2 separate regions of the Homo sapiens genome follow, and region 1 is linked to region 2. Evidence: read pairs that join two places in POLR2A ChIA-PET (ENCODE). Cell type or tissue: GM12878. All regions are shown on one strand.

Region 1 (8,000 bases), 310 kb before region 2:
CTAGATTAGGCATGAAGTTCAGAGTCGAAGCTAGAACAACAGGAGTAGAACCAGGGCATGAGTAGTAGGGGGCAGGTAGCACCTCCTTGGGGAAAAAGTGCTGAATAGGTTGGAATAAACCAATAGGCCATGCGACCCCATTTTCCTACATGATTACATACTTCTTTGCTGACTTTCAAGAACAAAAGAGGAAGTTCATTTTATCATTGTGAATTAGGTTCACACATTTGCCTCTCCTCCTTTCCCAAATACCAATGAAACGATCAAATAAAGAATGACTTGTTCATCCATCCTCCCTCCAGCCCACACGGTGCCCGCTGTATGCCAGATAGGCCTAGGCGCTGAAATCATTCTATTTAGAAAGGGAACCAGGAGGAGGATGTGATATAGAACAGCTGGAGGGATGAGGTGGCCACTCTAGATTGGTGGTCACAGAAAGCCCTTCTGAGGAAGGGACACCAGTGCTGAGTGAGACTTGAATGAGAAGTGAAGCCAGCCATGTGAGGATCTGGGGGACAAGTGGCCAACGAGGAGGGAACAGGCAAAAGCCCAGAGCTCAGTTAAGTAAAAAAAAAACAACAAACAAACAACAAAAAAACCCCAAAAAAACTAAACACAGTATGTAGAGGCAAAGAAATTTCCTATCAGCAGATGAGAGCTTTGAGAAATTTCAGGAAGGCACGAAGCACATAGACTGAACTTGTGACATATCTGATCGACAGCAGCCTACGATTCCAGTGGAGGCATCAGAGAAGAAAATAGCTGAGTGTCCCCAACAGAAGCCTTGGGAAACCCCGAGCTCTGAGCAGCAGGATTGGAAGTGGAGGCAGTGGGTGGCATCAGACAAGGGGCATATGGAAGCAACTCAGGAACATGGATCAGGTTCCACATGGCCAAAAGGGTTTGCTAAGTTAAGGGGGATGTTTCCCGGCCAGCTTCTCATATGGACAGTAAGGCCAGAGGATTGTGTTCCTGCCAGCACAGCACACACACAGAGAAAAAACATCTTGGGAACCAGGGAGATTTTAAAGACACATTAGCTTTCTCCCCACCTCTCATTGGCTTTCGCAGATCCAAGTGGGTTCCCCTAAGACCCATTAGTGGAGGGAGAAGAGTCGACTTGTTGGGGAGTACCTTGGCGAGGAAATAGAAAGACATCAGAAACTCCATCAGGGCTTGACCCACAGAGTAGAACACTTGGCTGCAGGGATGTCACACTAGGAAGGGTGGGGGTCTACCTCCCCAAGACTCCCATTGCCACCTGTCTCACTGTAAGAGAGGGCCCAATCTTTTAATCTGTTCTTGGACCACATACCCGGGACCCAGAGGGGAACCTTGGCAATTGATCTATGCCCATCCATTCATACATTCAGGTGCAGCCCTGCTCCTGTGTGAACTGCTCAGGGGAAAGCCTGCCGGGGAACTCCGTGAACCAAACCAGGACTTCTTAAACTGTCGTGTGCCTCAGAACGCCTGGGGTGCTTGCTCAAGATGCAGACGCCCAGAGCCACCCCAGTATGCGTGTATTTTTAAAGAGGAGCCCAGGTGATTCTGATGCACAGCATGGCTTAGAACCATTGGCCCATACCATCACTGAGAGCACCCTCACCAGCTACTGATAGAGTCCTAGGCCATGGCTGCACATTAGACTTTTTAAATCTCCCTGATTTAAAAAGGGAGATTTAAAAAAAAATGTGGGGAGATTAAAAAACAATGTTCAATTGTGAGAAATTCTGAATTAATTGGCTGTGTGTGAGGACCAGGCATTAGTATTTTTTAGAAACTTCCAGGTGGTTCTAATGTATGGCAGGATTGAAAGCTAAGACCTTCATTTATAAAAATGAGCAGTCTTCCAAATAGCTGGGCATACAAAAAGAATGATCTGCTCTGAGCAGTGACCAGAGGAATGAATGAAACAATGAGCAGAAATGATGATTCTCTAATGAATAACCCCGAATAAAACTAAGCGGCAGAAATAGAGAGGAGATATGAAAATATGGAAAAAATATAAACTATGAAAAAAATCTATATCACATCTCCAGGGGGAGTAACATGATAAACACCAATAGAACAGAGCAGGCTACTAAGAAAAGAACAGTCCAAGAAGTATTAAGAAGTCTTGGAAATGAAAAGCTTGATTATCAACCACTCTCCCAACACTCAGTGGGAAAAGAAAAACTCTCTAAAGTATAAAATCACAGAATGGACACCAGTGAAAATCAAAGCAGTGATTCTGAAGAGCAATTCAGGAAATTGTATCCTTTGAATATAGAATAAAAAGACTAAAAGATGGAAATTATAATAGAGAAAATATAAAAGATGTAGCAACTCCATCCCAGAGGCCCAGACTTCTTAAAAAAGGATTTCCTGAAAAGTGAGGATAGAATGGAAAAAAAGCAGCAATAATTTTTAAAAAAGAGAAAAAAAATCCTGAGTTAAAGAAAGAGTTAAGTTCTTGACTTAGAAGGAACTACCTAGGGCTCATCAGAAATATTAGAAAGAAGATACGTACTATATACTAGTTATTCTTTAAATGTTCATAGAAATACAAGTTCAAAAATGTTGGTTTAAAATATATCAAGTTAACATACCTCTGGGAAGAATGGGATTTAAGGGAGGCAAAGGTAACTTCACTATTTTATATACTTCACTCTTGTTTGTTTAAATCGATGATGTTTTTAATTAAAACATTTAAAAGTTAATACAACTAGAATAGAAACTAGGGTTTTTACAAAGTTAATATAACATTAATAAAGTAAAAGTCAGGGAAGAGAAAAAGAAACAAGAACAAAGAATGAGATTCAGAAATATATCAGGAAAAAGATAAAATATATGATTCAAGTAAATGTGACTGTTTTATATCCAAATATCCAAAGCAAAACATATTGCTAGAATCTGTCTAATAAACATGTGAAAAGATTCTCAAGTATATTAACAAGGAAACAAAACAGTAAAATGAGAATTATTTTAACCTTTTGGATTTGCAAAGACAAAATGATTGATGATGCTTGGGATGGTAAGAATGTGGGGAAATGGGCACTTTTAAGCTAAGGGAATGAAAAAGATGTGTTACAGTTTTGCTCAAGAGGAATCTGGACCTACGAACTAAAATTAAAATATGCATACCATTTCTACGAATTCTACTCCTGGAAAATATATACTGATGAAATAATTGAACTTGTGTAGAAAGATGTTCCCGGAATCATTGTTTATGGTGGCAAAAAAGGAGGACATAAGCTAAATATTTATGATCCAGGTACTGGTAAAATAAATCTTACTTCACCGGTGCCAGGGGATAGTATGTAGCTATTAAAAAGAGTAAGGTGGATCTATATGTGTTTACATGGAAAGACTGCCACGACCTATTGTTAATTTAAAAATTATTGGACTATATATATATATGTACATATTTGGGTATATATATTGAACCCAATTATACAAAAGGATAGAATGTTATATGTGCATAAAAATCCAAAGTAATAGACACTAAATCAGATGTTCCCAAATTTGCTGAGCTCATGGTACCCTTAGCGTCTCAGTAAGTTTTTCACAGTGCCCCTGGGCCAAAAGAAATACTTAACAGTGTCATTTATTATGGCTAGGACCAATCAACTTAATATGTATTTGTATCCTAACAACTTAGTAGCTGTTTGAAAGACACATAAATTGAAAATTTTGTTTTCATTCTTAAATAACTACAATATGCACCTATTGGGCACTACGCATTTTCTTAAATTTTGGAATTAGGTTGGAACTTACCGTCCCTATTTCTTATTCCATGTTAATTTTTGTGCAGTTCTTGCTTTTTATCATAGTGACTGCTCCGAAAAGCCAGATTTGCAAAGATGCGTATCATCATAAGGGATGTAACGTGCTCTAATGTTGAAACTGAACCATCTTAAGCTAGTAGTTTATGCAGTATCTGCCATGTGTCAACCATCGCTGTGTTTCCATAAAAAATTTGGACTATCCAGTGGTAACTCTGTGAGTTCCCCACAGTGCTCAGGGTGCTCTGATCCACTCTGGGAACCACAGCATTAGACTATAAACAAAGGTTCTTTCTGGAAGGTGAAATCGGGTTGGAGGAAGAGAGCATTTTCTTCTTTATGCACATCTGGATAATTTGAACTTTTTAGAATGAGCATCTGCGACTTTTATTATTTTTATAAGATTTTTTCCATTTCAGGAAAAGCAGCCAGAAAAGGGGCAAAAGTGAAAGACAATGTGAGTGACAGAGACATGAAAAGGGAAATAAAAATTCATCCAGCCAAGGTGCAGGGGGTGTGAAGGCACACCACACTAGCTTTGTCTGTGTGTTTCCTTCTGTAATTCTGAAAGTGGTCCAAGTCCCTCTGGGCTTTGGTTCCTCCCCTCTTAAGTAAACACAGTGGCTTCCCTCACAGGGAAGGAGAAACTGGCTGGAATCGTTGCTGGCAGTTACTCCAGAAGAACAGAGTGATGAAATCATGGTTCTGGAGCCCTCTGCCTGAGTTCTAGTCCTAACTCTGCTGTACTAGCAGTATGACCTTGGGCAAGTTCATTAACTCCTCTGTGCCTCAGTTTCCATAACTGCTGAGTGGTGAGAATAGTAATGTTTACCTGTCGAGGGGATTCAGTGAGAGACACTTACTGCAGGATGTGGCCAATGCAGAATACGTGCCAGCTATTATCATTATTGTTGCTGTCTAACAGGAAAAAAAATTGGAACAACAGATTCTTTTCTTCCAGCAATCAGAACTAGGGAATGGTGAGGGACTGTCTCAGTTATCATGGTATCCAAAGGGTCAGAGGGGAGCCACAAAGGATCCATGCACAAATCAAAGCTATAAGGAGGTAGAAACTGTAAGTAGAACTCAGCTGGGAGGCTACTTGAGGGGTTTCTGTTCTAGCGATAAAAAATGTCAAATTAAGATAGAATATAAGGTAATCTCATGATCTCATGGATTTTTGTCTACATTCATCCCACTCCCAAACCTTAAAACATTTTTTACCTCATCTCTATGTCCCACAAAGCAACGTCATCGCTGATCCAAGGGTTGGATGGCTCAGCTGGTGTTATCAAAGGGTCATATTCCACATATTGTTCCGTGTAGGCAATTAAACTGCAGGAGGGAGGCAGAGCAAAGAATGCCACTGATTTCCTTAGAAAACCCCTTTATTCTGTTTTACACAAACATTATAGCAGTCTTCACATAATTCTAAATTAAAGGAAAAAATTTATTTCCGCTCCCACTTCTGACACATCAAACTGTTTTCATTTGTCCTTATTTCCTTCTTATAACGAACATACCATTTTTGCACTGTTGCAGCCATGATATATACATGCATTTTATATATCTTTTCCTCACTTGATTCTTTACCTGAACCTTGGTGCATCTCTCCCTGGTTATGCTAGCCTTACTGATACTAATACACTGGTCAAAACTGTTTGTGTTCCACCCTCCCACAAAGACTGATTCTCGAGGCATCTGGAACACACAAAAGACACTACAGCTCCACCAGACTGCCAGCTCAGCATTCCCAACGGAAGGACTTTCTTATGATAAAGACTTTTAAATATCAGCAGACCACAAGGAGTAAACATTTGCATTTTTTTCCAAAAAAGCAACTTTTCTAGTTATAATTATGATCTAATAGATATGTTGATCTTATAGATTGATATAATTTATTTTAGACTAATTTTTATTCTTATCAAAATGTATGTGAATAGTTAGAATAATAAAATAGTACCAAATGATTATATATACTAAAAAAGCAAAAGCAATTATTTTTTCCTCCCATCCCTTCTCAGAGAGGCATCTACTTTCCACCTTATGTTTTTTCTAAAAGCTACCTATATATTTCTAAATTATACGCTTTTATATCTATTCCTGATTTTTTTATTTTAGACAAGAATTTATCTTTCTATTCACCAGTCCTCAACTCCCTCCTTTTCTTACGTGATCCTCCAAATAGATTTGTGTTACAATTTTTGTTAAATCAATGGTCAGTGTAACATTATTAAACTAGATAAAAATTGTTTGCTGTTCAGCTAAATATCATACTACTTTTTCCAAGCAAGTGTTTTAACAAACCTGTAAAACATCTAGCAATCATTTTTTTATACCTTAAACACATCAAATAATTGAGCAGTTCTGTCCTCTTGTTTCCCAGAGATCCTCTTTCCTGAAGTCTTTAGTCTTCTTGCTCGAAACTGGATCATTTGCTCTATAGACTTGATGGAAAATGATCTTTTTGGGACTTCCTTCACTTCTGTGTTGAAAAGCCCATGTTTCCTGGATTCCATGTCTATCTCTTGCTTTTACTCCCTGATTGTGTTGAAGCACATCCTTTAGTAGTTTCGTAATAAAGGATGCATGAGAATCCTTGCAAGTCTAAAAATGCTTTTATCTCCATACTTGACTGATAGTGCTAGACATAGAACACTAGGTGAAAAATCTCTTTCCTTTAGAAATTTGTAGGCATCACTCCATGTTTTTTTTTTTCTGGTATGCAGTGTTACTATTGAGAAGCCTGGATCCATTTTGATTCTCGTTCTTTGGTTCAGTTTCTTTTCTCTCTGTCAACTTAGAATCATCTCTTTATTGCTAGAGTGTTCTGCAATTTCATGATGGCCCTTGCTGGTTGTTGTTATTTACTATGCTGGGCACAGTGTGTGATAGATAAGAAAATAATTATCAGGAATTTTATAGTATTCATCACTAATTTTAAACCCTTTGTTTCCTTTGTTTGCTTGTCCTATATTTTTTTTTCCAGTTCAATATTGGACATCCTGAATTGTTTATTTTCCCTCCCATTTTTCATCTCCTTGTCTTTTTGTTAAACTCTCTTTTAACTATTTATTTATTTTTTAATTTTGAGCCATTACTTTCTAAGTTTCAGAGTTCACTTTTGGTTATCATAGTGTCTAGTTCTTGTTTTATGGATGAAATACCTTCTCATTTCTCAGATAATATGAGTTCTATACTTTTATTGTAAGTTTCTTCCAGTTGTTGAATTATTTTGGTTCTTCCAAGTTCCTTTTTTCTGTCGGTTTATTTTGATTATACTCTTTCACGCTGAGCCTTCCTGGAGTGTCTGGAAAATCTTTGGACATCCATTTGTACTTAAGACTGAGGTACTGAAACCTGCTTGGCGGCTCAGTGGGCGTGTGGATGGGGCTTGTCACTGATGGGCTTCATTGTCATAGGGAAGTTTACCAGTATTTTAATGGGAGCTCCAAATGAGGGATCTGGAGTCTTTCCTCTGGGGCGTCTATTTTTCCCTAGGGCAGGCATTGGCAAGCTTTTTCTGCAGGGCCTAGATAGTAAATATTTTAGGCTTTGTGGGCCAGATGGTGTCTGTTGCCACTACTCAGCTCTACTGCTGTGGCATAAAAGCAGCCATAGACAGCTTGCAAATGAATGCGTGTGACTGTGTTCTAATAAAACTTTATTTGCAAAAACAGAATGGAGTATGGTTTGGCCCACAGGTTGTACTTTGACAGTCTCTTGCCTGTGGGTATATATGTCTGGCTCCTGGAGGCCTGAGAGCAGGGTCGGGGAGGGGCTGAGGGTCTGTTGGGGCTCAGAACATGATACCCTAAAGTATAGTATGTTGGCATGCTGAGTACTTTGAACTAAAGGAGAATGGAAGGGCCTCAGAAGCCAAGGCTTTCACCTTCTCTCCTGCCCCCGTCTCCCATCCCTTTTTCTCCCCCGACGTAAGTCATAGAAACAAGAATTCTTTTTCGCCAAAGTGGGTCATAGAAACTAGAATGCCTCTCCTGCAAAGCAAGCCACAAAACCTAGAAAGGTCACTCGCTCCCTTCTCCCTTGAAAACCCTCATTCCAGAGAGGTCCTACCTGGGAGGTAGGAATGCTACTCAGAGACACTAAGAAGAATCTGAACAGACAGGCCTTGCTGGGTTTCCTCCCCTCAGTCTGTTACCAGTAGATCACACCCTTTTGTCCAATCACATTTCTACAAGGCTTCCCATTCTTCATGGAACCTAAGCACAA
Region 2 (8,000 bases):
CGGTACTAAGGCCTGTAGTAATCATCTTCCTTGGCAGGCAGAGCAGGAGGGTTAGAATCAGGTCAAATTGTCCCCAGTAAAAGGCGTCAGTCATCTGGAATGTTTTTATTATCCCAGACAGAAATAGGTCACCTCAGCACACTCAAAGTTGGCCAATTAGACCGAAGTTCTTGTGCAGTAAGAAATAAAGGAAGTAGATGCTTAGCAGAAGACCTCTCCCCTCCCAAAGGAGGCAAAACAAAATTCCTGGAGAAGATAAACACATCAAAGCCTCAGATGCTAAAAGTTACCTCCCTCAAGGGCAATTTGCAGGCTCCTGTTAAGGTGCTTGGTGGTGTACTATACAGAACTTACGCAAACTCGGCTGTATTCCATCTGCGTTAATGCCCAGCAAAATACACTTAGAAATAACATAGGTCAGGATAGCAGACAGATTTTGTCTACATTGAGAAGGATTCATGGACTCAGTTTAGTGAGAGAGAAATGGGATCAGCTGATAAAATCTGCTTTGGTAAGGGCAGTTTTGCCTTGGCAGGCATCTCCAGCCATAGGCTTTGGGGTCAAAGGCACCGGACTCAAATCTTCAACACCCTCCACGCCAGCTGCCTAGATATGGCAATCACCTATTAGATACTCAGTTCCTCCATTTACATAGAAGAGAATAATACTCACAGGATTATTTTGAGGATCAATGACTTGTTAGGAAAGTGGTTGATGTGTGAAAAAATTATGTACGAATTATAATTTTTTTTGAGACAGGGTCTTTGTCACCCAGGCTCAAGTACAGTGGCCTGAGCTCATTGCGGCCTTGACTCAAGCTCAAGCAATCCTCCAATTTCAGCCTCCTGAGTAGCTGGGATTACATAAAAGTACACACTACCACACCTGGCTTTTTACATTTTTTGTAGAGATGGGGTCTCCCCATGTTGCCCAGGCTGGTTTGGAACTCCTGGGCTCAGTAATCCGCTCACCTCAGCCTCCCAAAGTGTTGGGATTACAGGCATGAGCCACAGCACTTGGCTGGTAATTTTTTATTATCTATAATTACTGCAAGTTCATCCATGAGTATCAGTTACATCTACTTCACAATCCAGTCCAAATAATTCACACTCTACACTAGTTAACCACATTCTATCCTTCATTTGTCATACTGTTATTTTGTGATATTAAATATTGATTGAAATAAATTTGTTATTGAGAGGACTTGGATATAACCATTACTCTCATCAAGAGTTTTCTATGAGGGTATTTTGGTAGGATTTGACTTGTCAAAAACTAAAGCATGTCATTTACAGAAACACTCAAATAGAAACATACATGTGATGGTTAATACTGAGTGTCACCTTGATTAGATTGAAGAATGCAAAGTATTGTCACTGGGGGTGTCTGTGAGGTTCTTGCCAAAGGAGATTAACATTTGAGTCAGTGGACTGGGAGAGGCAGACCCACTCTCAATCTGGGTGGGCACCATCTAATCAACTGCCAGCACAGCCAGAATAAAGCAAGCAGAAGAACATGGAAGGACTAGACTTGCCGAGTCTTCTGGTCTTTATTTTTCTCCCACGCTGGATGCTTCCTGCCCTTGAACATCAGACTCCAAGTTCTTCGGCTTTTGGACTCTTGGATTTACACCAGTGGTTTGCCAGGGGCTCTTGGGCCTTCGGGCACACTGTTGGCTTCCCTACTTTTGAGGTTTTGGGACTCGGACTGGCTTCCTTGCTCCTCAGCTTGCAGATGGCCTACTGTGGGACTTGACCTTGTGATGATGTGAGTCAATACTCCTTAATAAACTCCCTTTCATATGTACATCTATCTATCCTATTAGTCCTGTCCCTCTAGAGAACCCTGACTAAGACAATACATATAAATACATTTAACAGAATTTTACATTTGTGCAAACAATACTTTTTGCCAGTAGGATAAAACATTTATCTTCTTGTGCTTAAGCAAATAATAAACTTTGCCAAGTGACAGAAAGGCAAATTAGACTTTTTTGCATCTATTCCATAAGAGACACAAGAATAACTATAAGGGAATATGCCCAAGTCCCCCCTTCTGCCTTTTATTTCAAACAGAGCATTTTAAGATCTGGAATATCTGTGATAGGTTTAAAAACAGTCATAGTTTACTTGTACATAATGAGTATAATATGTATTCCAGGGAAAGCATAAATTAACTATAAACTCATTAACTCTCAACAAAGATACCATTTTCATGGTTTCCCTTAAGTGGTTTGTTGGGTTGGGCTTCTCTCTCTTTCTCTCCCTCTTTCTGTGTGTGTGTGTGTGTGTGTGTGTGTGTGTGTGTGTGTGTGTTTGAAAGTAAAATACTTCTGTTATATGAACAAGAAATCACTTTGTGCCAGTACTTTTGTTTTACTAATAGCTTAAAGAAGGTATTTGTAAGCCTCACAGACTGTATAAATTATGTCATTTATTTATTCAATAAATATTTGCGAGAGCACTGTAAAAGATAAAAAGATGAATGAGGTCCAGTTTCTGCCTATAAGAAGCTTCAAGAAGGAGAAATAACATCTGGGAAAAAGCCTCACAGGGTGTGTGAGATTGGGCTAAGTAGAGGCAAGGTGTAGGGACAATAAATTTGCTTTTAATTAGGAAAGTCCAATCAAAAGCAAACCTTTGAATTCAATATTACAGAAACTACAGAACATTCAAACCCACAAGAAAAAGTCTGAATGTGGAGACTGATGGTAAACAAACTCCTAAATGGCATACTATTAGGATTTCATACATCAATCATCTAGAATATTTACCCTGAGTTGAGCCAACACGAGCAACTACATCCTGCAAGATGAAGAATCATCATTCCCAAAGCTTACTATACTCCTTCCCCCTCAAGGCACATATGGCCACATAGAGGCAGCTCTGAGGCACAGAAGGAAAAAGAATTCCTTGCACCTAATTTAAGATATCAGCATGCTTGCTTTGGTATTTATTTTATTTTCTTCTTCTCTGTTTTTAAACTTTCTGCAATATCTCTTTTCCCACTTACTGTATGTCCCCCTCCCAGCTTCCAGGTTTAACGTATTATTCATGTTCTTTCAAAGACAATGTCCCCCTGCTGTAATGTAAATGTATGTACTATTTATGTACCAATTGGAACTGTGTGTCCTACCTTGGAGTTGAAGATTAATAATTGTTCTCAGTGAGTCAATGATCAAACCACTGCAGACCCAGATATAAAACTCTACCTGCAATTATACCTATGTTATTATGATAATTTATAGACCTACAATATAAGTACTAGGCCAGACCCAGAGTCTATTAATCCTACAAATTATACAAAAGGCTACACTGGGTCTTGGATCTACATGCAGGAGAGATATATGACTGTGAATGTAAAAGACAGAAGAGACGTTTGCAGGGACAGAAGCAATTCAGCCAGGTTTGAGTATTACAATGCAATTACCTAAGCAGATGGTCTTTTTCCCAGCAGAAATGGAGAGTAGTCATTGAATACTTTATATCTTGCAATTCTTGGCTTAACCTCATTTTAAGGTGACATAAAGTAAGCCTACCTTATCAGATCAAACAAAAAAGGGCTTTTAAACCTGCAATTAATAGCACATCTGAAAGCCAGGAAGAATGTATTTCAAAAGTCACATCTGCATAAGCATCTACTTTCATGTGGTCTCTATCAAATGTTTCTGGGACCTTACCATGTGGCTGAAGGAGGTGCTAGCCCGGGGTGGGTCATGGAAGTAACTCAAACTACATCATTCTTTCTTTCAGTCACATATAACCTGAACAACAGAGAGTATGAAAAAAAATCATCAACGACAACAACACTAAATGTTTTTCCAAAGCTCTTCAAGACACAGCTTTGTAAAGTTCTGCTAAATCGTGCCCATTCAAACCTTTAACCAAAAACAGTCATTGGCACATTTCCCCACAATGGATTTTCCCTCTTACCTACTAGAAACTTGCTGCTGAGCTCATCTAAAATAGTGGGAGCACTTCTCTGACTTTTTCCCAGCCTCTTTAAAAACATCATATTTTCATTTGCTCTCATGTGAACCAAGTTTTCACTTGACTTTCGGTATGGACAGATGTTACTGTCAGCAGTTTCCCAGAACACCCTGTCCACCATCTCTCTCTCAGGGAATTAAAAAGCCATGGTGCTATTGGGTTGCACTACGGAGTGCAAGGAGTGCAACCTAGCATTTTAAATTTTGCTTGGTTGGAGTTAATAGAAAATATAAGCTATTCTTTCTTACTTTCTTGCTTGCTTTTTTTTTTTTTTTTTTTGAGATGGAGTCTCTCTTGGCACGATCTCGACTCACAGCAACCTCCGCCTCCCGGGTTCAAGCGATTCTCCTGCCTCAGCCTCCCGAGTAGCTGGGACTACAGGCATGTACCACTGAGTAGCTAGGACTACAGGCGTGTGCCACCAGGCCCGGCTAATGTGTTTGTATTTTTAGTAGAGATGGGGTTTCACCATGTTAGCCAGGATAGTCTCGATCTCTTGACCGCATGATCCGCCCACCTCGGCCTCCCAAAGTGCTGGGATTACAGGCGTGAGCCACTGCGCCTGGCCTAAGCTATACATTTTCTAAAGAAAAGAATGAGAAAAAAAACCTCACACCTGATTTCATTATGGAAAGAATAGTTTTCATGTCTGAATTGTGGTGAAAATCCAAACTGAACCATAATGAAAAACAAGGAGTGGACAGCAACAAATCTAAGTAATGTTCCTTTCCTTTTTTGTGGTAAATCAGTCACTTAGTAATCTGCAAGTGCACATACATTTATTACTGATAATCATTCTGTTGTCACTGCATATTTGTGTAAGAAGGACAAATTTTTGGTAACTCTAGTTAATTTTAATGTGCGTCACTCTGACTCTATTAGGCACATAGTAGGTACTCAAATGCTGGTTAAAAACAAAAACTAAAAACCCTCATGTTATTAGGAAGGCAAAGAAACAGCTTACTAGTATTCAAGGTTATAGAGAACCTGATTATTTTACCATATCATCAAGGTATAGGCTTTTTAGAGTAAATATCAATCTTTCAAATATGGTTGAAGAGGTTTTACTCCATACAGTGCAAATCAGTATATAGCACATTATGCAGAAGGAATCAGTTTAGTCCTGTTAAGCCACATTCCATGGTATACATAGGTGCTCCAAGTCCCTACACCTGAAGGCTCAAATAACAGCAGTGTCAATTCAGATTTTTATTCTTCAAAGGTAACACATTTAAGTAACAAGCAATTTGCTCTCTTGCAGAGCTCTGAATGATGGCAAAAAATGAATGTCCTCTCAGCACCTTATGATCAGGAAGACTTTGGCTTTGAACACTGTCTGCACAGCAATTATGAGAGCTTGAATCAAACTATCAGGTCTTAAATATGACTTGTCCCTGAGGCATAATAATCACCCAGCAAAGAAAATTATTTTACCTGCTCCTTACTGAGTCATGAAGGTCAAGGGATGGAAAATCCCATTCCCCACACTGAACTAACCAAAATATTTTAACAATAGCTTTCTCTGATGTGAATTATAATTAAATGGGGACAAATAAAGCAAAGTACTTTAATTAAAGCAATTCTGTAGAGACACTGAAGGGATGTCTTATAATAAATTCCCATTCCCAGCTGCTGCCCAAACTTTCCAGAATTAAGAGAAAACCTGAATACAAATAGAAGGAGAGAGTTATAATATAAGAGCTTTCTTACACTGTCTTAGTCTGTGCTGCTATAATAGAATGCTCAGTAATTTATAAAGAAATTTATTTCTCACAGTTCTGGAGGCTGGGAAGTCCAAGAGCATGGCACAGGCATCTGGAGAGGATTGTCCCATGGTGGAAGGGGGAAGGTGGAAGCAAGCACATGAAACAAGAGAAAATGGCAGCCAAATGTATCATTTATATCAGGACCCCACTCCCAAGATAGCAAACTCATTCCCATGATAACAGCATCGATTCAATCACCTCCCAAGGGCCCCACGTCTCAACACTACTGCAAAGGCAACCAAGCTCCTAACACAAGAACTCTTGGGGACATATTGAAACCACAACATACACTCTGGCTATCTTGGCTATTTAAAATATGTGAGGTGAATTTTCCATTTTTCAAATTGATAATAAACCTCAATTAAATAGATATGGAGCATCACTGAGACAGAATTTCCCATGATAGCCAATTGAGTCTATGATAACCCAAGACTGAGATTTTCTCAAGGGTAGTACAAAATGCTATGTATCATAAAGGTTAAGATCGAAGTTGCCTTCATCTGTCTTGTATAAAGTTTGGAGTGAGCCATTCATTTCCCATTCTATTCAATTACACAAACATTGATTAAGCATCTCTTATATTCAATTCCAACAACAGCTGCTATCTGGAGAGGTGCCTTTGTCTAGTCCAACTCAAGATTTCTGGTGGCTAAGATTTTATTTGCTTGGGAATACAACTGTTACTGAAGCACTACACCCAAAATGCCAGCTCAGATGTAAGAAGAGATGTGATACACTGATGTTTCAATGGATCACAGTAGTCCTTGGCAGTTTTAGCTACCATACAAATAATGGAAGAGAAATAAACTTGGCTTGTGATTCTCCCAGCAGTAAAGGCTCAAACTTCCTTCTTAAACTCCCATTAGTTTTGCACCTCTAATCCTGAAAATACAACTATCACTAGAGATGCTCTGCAGGACAGCCAACACAGAAAGCACCTGACCCATTAGAATAAGGAGTTGTTCTTCTGACAGTGCTGTTGGATTTGTTGTGATCCTTAAACAATGGTGGTTTTCAAACTTCAATGTGCATTAGAATCATCTGGTAGGCTCATTATAACACTGATTGCTGGACCCACCTCCAGGATTTTTGATTCAGTAGGTCTGGGGTGGGACCCAATAATCTGCATTTGTAACAAGTTCCCAGGTGATGCCCATCCCACTGGTTTTGGGACCACACTTTGAGAATCACTGTTACATGAGCTGACTCAATTCACAAATAACCTAAAAGTATAACCCCCTTCAAATATGAAGTTAACAGTACAGGGGGTGGGGGGTGGGGAAGGGAACATACAAATCACAAAAAAATGGTGTTGGCAGGAATCAATGCAAATATTTGGCTGAGTATTCTCTGCTTCTTTTGAGATTGGAGTCATACATTGCATATAGTAGGGACACACAGAAGGCTCCCCTTTCCTGTCCCTGCCATGCGGCTATGTTACTGCTAATTAGCAGCACTGCTGCCCACACCTGTTGGGAATATCTGTTAGTTTAATAAACACTGGACCTACCATGTGCCAGGCACTATTATAAACTGAGCGGTGCTTGCCAGCTCAGGGAGACCGGCTAGAAATTGTTGAGACATGAAATCTAGCCTGATAGCCCTCTTCAAGCAAGCCAGCTGAATTTTAGGAATCCCAGCATGCCCCATCCCACCTGGGGCAGGCACTCATATGCAGATTAGGCATGCATTTCAGCCACAAAAAGGGGCAAAGGAGATTAACTTGCACAATACAGAAAAAGACCTTTGCTCACAATTTTTGGAATAATCTGTTCCAATGCGGGGGCTCACTGGTCTATTTTCACCTTTCAAAGCAGCTTCTTACTTTTCCAGAGAAAATCTTGGGCCAGATTTCTGTTTCATGATTTTCTGGTTATTTTTATGATTGAGATATTCTTAGTTTTCGCCAGGTCAGAAATATGTGCTGGATCCCACATGACAAAACGTCGTGCATAAATGTCTAGAAACCGTCAGTAAGGATATTTACAAACCCAAGGCGGGGACTTTCCCCAAGATCAGATAACATCAGTTCTTTCTGGATCTATGAGGGCACTGCCACAAGTGCAGGACTATTCTAAGTCTGAAAGTTTGAACTATTTATAGAAATTAGGAAGACCTTTCCCCTTTAAAAAGTTATGTGGTATTACCTGAGATGTTCACTACTAACACTCTGTTTTGTCATAGTCCACGACCCTGCAATTTAGGTAGCCTATCCCTAGGTGTCAGTAATGCGTCAGTACCTCCC

What was found. ChIA-PET counts read pairs that join two places held together with the same protein. Peaks named below come from ENCODE experiments on the same cell type or tissue, not always from the same donor. Only the 100,000 strongest peaks of a DNase experiment are listed, where the experiment ranks them.
Region 1: POLR2A ChIA-PET joins it to region 2 with 5 read pairs; 3 of 35 experiments call an interaction of 5 or more read pairs at or near these places.

Annotation. Positions count from the first base shown.
Region 1 is chr14:72,492,254-72,500,253 of GRCh38, reverse strand. It overlaps RGS6 (regulator of G protein signaling 6), which reads right to left. Exons shown (of 18, transcript NM_001204424.2): 13 at 4,992-5,102. Among named protein-coding and RNA genes, the nearest start is that of MIR7843, 21 kb to the left of the region's middle. In GM12878, no CTCF peak of the experiment used is centred here; no DNase peak of the experiment used is centred here.
Region 2 is chr14:72,178,685-72,186,684 of GRCh38, reverse strand. All of the region lies in intron 2 of RGS6 (regulator of G protein signaling 6), which reads right to left. Among named protein-coding and RNA genes, the nearest start is that of RGS6, 250 kb to the right of the region's middle. In GM12878, no CTCF peak of the experiment used is centred here; a DNase peak (open chromatin) is centred at 3,918.